Linked DNA regions of Homo sapiens: region 2 is linked to region 1. A link is a loop called in an ENCODE intact Hi-C map of the cell type or tissue named here. Cell type or tissue: gastrocnemius medialis. All regions are shown on one strand. Links, peaks and the distances in the headings refer to the core of each region. The heading gives the core; the rest is flanking DNA.

What was found. Hi-C counts contacts between places; a loop is a spot of excess contacts. Peaks named below come from ENCODE experiments on the same cell type or tissue, not always from the same donor. Only the 100,000 strongest peaks of a DNase experiment are listed, where the experiment ranks them.
Region 2: a loop joins it to region 1, with 3 times the contacts of the local background. A loop is called at or near these places in 1 of 110 quality-filtered maps.

The regions. Positions count from the first base shown.
Region 1 is chrX:154,047,913-154,050,815 of GRCh38, forward strand. The region is part of intron 1 of MECP2 (methyl-CpG binding protein 2); the gene reads right to left. Among named protein-coding and RNA genes, the nearest start is that of MIR718, 29 kb to the left of the region's middle. In gastrocnemius medialis, for the core only: no CTCF peak of the experiment used is centred there; DNase peaks (open chromatin) are centred at 679 and 1,579; H3K27ac peaks cover 2,500 bases.
Region 2 is chrX:153,707,451-153,710,353 of GRCh38, forward strand. The region is part of intron 4 of BCAP31 (B cell receptor associated protein 31); the gene reads right to left. Among named protein-coding and RNA genes, the nearest start is that of BCAP31, 15 kb to the right of the region's middle. RefSeq lists an enhancer at 964-1,258. In gastrocnemius medialis, for the core only: a CTCF peak has its summit at 1,100 (motif pointing left); a DNase peak (open chromatin) is centred at 1,131; H3K27ac peaks cover 2,500 bases.

The DNA.
Region 1 (2,903 bases), core at 274-2,773:
GCCCATGAAGCTGGCTCTGCTTTCAAGTAATGGACTTCGGGTTTTATTCTGAGAGGGTTTTTCTCAAGGGAGTAACCTGATCTAATAAACATTTTTCAAAGAGCCCATCTGAGGCTGGGCACACTGGTACACGCCTGTAATCCTGCATTTTGGGAGGCCAAGGCGGGAGGATTGCTTGAGCCTGGGAGTTCGAGACCAGCCCGGGCAACATAGGGAGACCCCAGTCTCTACAAAAAATATAAAAATTAGCCAGGTGTGGTGGTGCATACCTGTAGTCTCAGCTACTTGGGAGGCTGAGGTGGGAGGACTGCTTGAGCCCAGGAGGTTGAGGCTGCAGTGAGTCGTGACTGTGCCATTGCATTCCAGCCTGGGTGACAAAGGGAGACCTTATCTCAAAAAAAAAAAAAAAAAGCCCATTCTAACTATGGGAAGATATAGAGTAGAGGGAGTGGGGCAGGAGGGCACAAGATGCCACAGGGGGGCTCTGCAGAAGCAGATGTTGGGTCACGGTTTGAGGTGTAAGATGTTCATCAGGAACTGACATCCATAAAGGGAGGTGGGAAGAAGTCAAAGAGAAGGCCCTATAAGGGCCTTGTACCCTTACCTCGCTCAGTCACCAGGGTGCTGTCCTGGAAATGGCGTGACCTTGGGTGAGGAGGCTCTTGCAGCTGAGGCTAACCGGAGTGTCCGCAGGGCATCCAGAGAGGAGAGTGACCTCCGGGTCTGCCACGTGAGACTACTGCAGAGTCTAGGCAGGGATGCAGGGAGCTGGTCTAGGTGCCATCCCTGAAGGGCATGGGCACCGGGACAGCGAAAGGGCGAGAGATCCAGGACTCTGGCTTCCGTTTCTCATGTTTTTGATACTGAGGTATTTAGCTTTCTAGAGGCCTAAAGGGCAGCTGGATGTATGAATCTGGAGTTCAGGGGAGAGGTCTGAAGAGCCAGGCGAGTGCGTGAGGGCGTGCTGAATATAAGTGTAAACAACCCTCCCCCTGCTATTTGGAGTTGTGATGAGGAGAAAGAATCAGCAGAGGAGACAGAGAAAGAGGAGTCAGTGCAGAGAAGGAAGATCAGACATATCTGTCAAGATTATTGGTGGCAATCAATAGAAACCAACTCTAGCTGATTTATGCAGACAAGGACTGATGAAAAGCTATTGAAGATGCATGTGGTGATGGTTGCACAATATAAATGTGCTCAATACCACAGAATTGTACACTTAAAAATGGTTAAGGCAGTACATTTTATCTTTTGTGTATTTTACTGCAATTTTTAAAACTAGGGGGAAAAGGCTACTGGGTGATAAGAGAATCCCTAGAGGGTTGGAGGAACAGGTTTGAGTCCAGTTGGCTAGGAACAATACTTCAAATCCTTCTGCCAAGCCAGTCCAAACAGCCAGCACTGCCTGTGCGACCCTGCAAGGCAGCAGCACTGGCCACTGGCACTGTGGCCTAGGAGCTCGTCTTTCCTGCAGCCCCAATGCCAGGAGACACGGCTCTCCTGCCTGGCCCTGCTCCTCCTAGCATGTGAGTCTGACTGGCAGAGGCCAGGGTACATACCTACACCCTCGTGTAGAACTCAGGTAATTTCTTTCTGTAAGGGGCCAGATAGTATTTTCCACCTTGTGGGCCAGACAGTATCTGTCACAACCAGCCCACCTGCTGTTGTACAGGAGAGCAGTCTTGGACAATGCACAAAGGACGGGGTGGAACTGGGTCCTGGTAAAGCTTCATTTACGAAAACAGGCAGTGGGCCGGACTTGGCCCTTGAGATACCGTTTGCCAACTGCTGCCCTGACCGAAAGGGAAGCTAGGCAAATAAGCATCTGGCATTTGCAGTGACTACAATCAGAGGTCGCCAGGCCTCCCATCAACTCGTGAGGTGAGAATTCTCCCAAACCCAGAGGGTTCAAGATGTGAGGTGAGATGGCCACCTGGAGAGTATGAGGTACCAGAAGAGACACAAGGAAAGGGCTGAGAAGGAGTGACAGCCACTGATGACTGTTAAGATTATTTCATGGAATGTGGAAAAGCAAGTGTTCATGGAGCAAGCTGAGCAAGGAGCAGCAGGCAAGGAAGAGGGCCCATGAGTGGAGAGAACTCTTAGAGAGTTTGGCTAAAAGGAGAAACAGAGACTGAGCAGGAGCCAAGGAGGTATGCGCTGAAGGGAGCTCAGTTACGATGGTAAATTCTAAAACAAGTTCGTCTGGTGATGGGCACAGTTCACAAGAGGAGGGAAGACCAATGGAGTCCCAGGGGCATCAAACAGTGGTTGACACTGCAAGCTGGGAAGACAGTAAGTCCTCATCATAGGCAGAGCTAAGTTAGAACTCCGTGGGTGGAGTTCCAGAGATGACCAACTCCAGGATACGACCATGGGAATGAGTGGCAGAAGAGACAGGGAAGGAGCCAGGCACTAGGAGGGCGGCCTACATGCGTGTGTGTGCTGGAGTCAGGAACTGGCACGGAATCCTCAATAAGAGGACTGACTGGGGCAGTGAGCAAGCCCACAATCAGGGGTCTGTGGGCCGAGAGGCTGTGTCACAGTCCCCCTATGCCATGCCTGGAGGCACATGGGATCAGAGACCTCTGAGGACTTGGCAGGAGGCACAGGCGTGGAGAGGCAGGGCCTAACCCAGGTGTGTGTGTCGCGGGGGGGAGGGGGGCGGTGGTTAGGCAGGGCTCTTTGGGGAAGAGATACCTGACAGGGTCTTCAAGGATAAGCACGACAAGGCAAGGCCACAGGGGAAGGAAAGGAGAAGAGAAGGGGACTTGGGCAGGGGAGCCAATGACAAAGGCCAGGAGTGCAAGAAACATGGTACCTGGGAGGAACTACAAGCAGTCCTGGACTGCTGAGGGCTATGTCCATAAGAAAAGCAGCAGCAACAGAAGGGGCCACAAAGA
Region 2 (2,903 bases), core at 158-2,657, 340 kb before region 1:
TGACAGGTGAGGGGACAGATTTGAGGCTGCACGTAAGGCTGGACAGAATCTCCCTGGGCCTAGACTGCACCTGTGTTCACCTGGGAGCCTGGCACCAAGAGGGGCAGAGGCAGACACAGAGCTGCTCAGTCTAGCAACAGAGGAGACAGAAGACAGGAGTGGGAAGGCGCCGTCTCAGACCCGTTCTGATGGGCAAGCCAGGCTCATGGCTGCAGGGGGAAAAAACATTCACTGCCGCGACCTGAAGGCACAACCCAGAGCTCCAGCCTCTGCATCCTCACACCCTCAACCCCCACCCAGGGCCCAAGCAATGCAGACCAGGTCCTCTCTGATCACTGGCATTTTTCAGCCTGGGAGCCAGCCTTCTAGAACATTTTCCCGCTCCCTCACACTGGGTCACTCAGGCACGTTAACGTGCGCTTGTCTGTTCCCTTGTAGCTTCCCAGGCCCCCAGGACAGGGCACGAACATGGCCTTTAGCTTCTGCCTCTGCTGGATCTCCCAAGTAGTCTTACCCGAATCACTGTTCTTAGCTATTCATTTCCAGAAAACAGGAAAGAACCTAAGAGCCAAAGGCAACTCCTACAGATACAGGGTGGTCACCAATAGAATGGCCTGGGGTCCAAAAAAAGGCCAGTGAACGAAACTTAACAGAATCCAGATGTGGCCTTGGAAGACACATGGCAGCCCCAATGCCTCAATCTGACTGGGCTTTCTTGATAGAATGTTGTTGGACACTGAGCAGGGCTATCGTGCTTTTATAAAAGGTTGAGTAAACCAGAGAAGGCAGGAGAAACAGAACCTCTCCACAGACTAGAGAAACAGGGCCAACCATATCAAATGGAGAGAGCCATGGCTCATAAGCACTTTTCAGCAGCCCTGTCTTCCCCCATGAGCAAGGGGAAGAGGACACGGGCTTAATAGGAAATGGAGAAGGAGCAAGTCCCGACCAAAAGATTCCATGCTGTGGCCACCCCCGGCCCGCCCTGCTGACGGGTTTCAGGCGAGTCAAGTCATTCAACCCCCAGCCCCTGCATACACATGGTGTTCACATAAGCTCACTCCTCAGCCCCCAGCCGGCAGAAAGCCGGTGTCCCAGCGCCACCTGCTGACTTTCCAGGCCTACCGCAGGGTGGCCAGTGGACTCTGGGTGAACACGCCCCAGCTGTGGAAGAAAAAAAATGAGGCAGCGCCCAGGCAAGGAAGCAAGTCAGGTGACGCCTCAGGAAGGCTTCAGTGAAGAAGAATGACTAACACCAGGGCTTCCACTGCCCTCAGCGACTCTTACCCACCAGTCTGGAATCAGGAAAACAGGTTACAACTGGGAGAGTCACCTAGAGCAGACCCGAGAAGGCTGCCCCAAAGGGCTGCCCCAAGTCCATTTTGGTACAGCTGCGTGGCCTTCCCTGTAGCCTCCCAGCACACAGACGCTGGAGAAGACGGGAAGAGGAGGGCTAGAGCTGGGGGAAATGGAGGCCGTTTCAAATGAGAACATGACTTGTGGCAGCTCCAGCCCACGACCCAGATGGAGCTCACCCATCCTGAGGACAGTGCACTAAGCGCAGGGCAAAGGGGCAGGTGTGGGTCTGGCCTGTCCTCCCTTCTTCTTGAGAACAAGTGACACAGACCAGCTGGGTTTCTGGGGTTTTGCTGTGTATCTTTTTTAAAACCAGCTATCTGAGGGGTTTGGGGTAAGCTGGAGGGTAGAGAGCAACCGACTGAGGTAAGACAACTTAGGCAAAGGTAGTCTGTGATTAGATGACTCAACCTAAAAAAGAAGAAAAAGCAGCTCAGCAGAGAAGCACGGGCAGCTCCATCTGGGCTAATGGCAGCGATGGGATTCTACCCTGGAGGGGTAAAGAGGAAACAAAAGATGCCTGTGGATCAAGTTCAGGTCAGCAAAAATTCAGGGGGCTTCCACACAAACAGGGGCCTTCCTGCGACTGGCTGCTAACCAGCACTTTGGGCCTAACCTTGACCGTCATTTAAGCTGAGTAAGGCAGAGAAGGCAGTGCAGGTCCTCTGAACACACAAACCCCAGCCCAGAGGGAGCTGCCGTCCCCAACACACTCCAAGACTCAAGAGGGCCTCTCGCTAGCTGTGCCCCCGAAGTGCAAGGTTGGCAGGAAGGGAACAGGAGCGACTGCCGGAGTCTTCCACAAGTGGAAACCAGTGGCTCATCCAGTGTGGTCCCCTGGAGGTGGCCCCGATGGACCCGCCTTCACAAACTGTCATAGCTCCTAAGACCTGAAAAGCTGGGCTTCTTGGCTAAAAAGCCCAACAAGTTCAACCCAGGCACGCACCTAAAGCTGTCGCCGTCAGCCCGGGACAGCCCATTCAGTCACCAAATGTTTCAGCGCCCTTCATATGTGCCAGGCCCTTGGCACTGAGCTGAACAGTCTGAAGGGGAAGAGCCCAGGTTTTCCACGATGGGCAACCCTGCCAAGTGCCACACCTCAGAGCTGCGTGTGCAGGCTGCCCTGGGACCCGAGGACAGCGCTATGGGTCAGCCGGGAACATGGTGTGGGCCCCTCGGAACAGGCTCCACAGGGAAGCCTCGGAGATTCACGAAGAGGAGGTGCCGGCTGGGCCGGCAGCTGGAGGGGGTGTTCCGCACAGAGGTCCCCAAAATGCTCAGAGAATCGAGTTGGGGGAGAGCATGTGTTACGTGAGGCTCTCCCATGAGACCCACATGACTGCTTCATGACAGGGGGAGGCCGAAGCAGAGACTGTGGGGGAGCCGCGTCCTGGAGGATCCATGTGATAGCGAGCCACTGGAAGTGGGGTGCACAGGCCAAAGGGGGGAAGGCAGGTGGCAGGGAGCCCGCTTGGTCTATACGGGATGGTGGTGGCCCCACCACAGCAGTGGTCCCAAGGGTTGTGAGAGAGAGGCTTAGGAGGTGA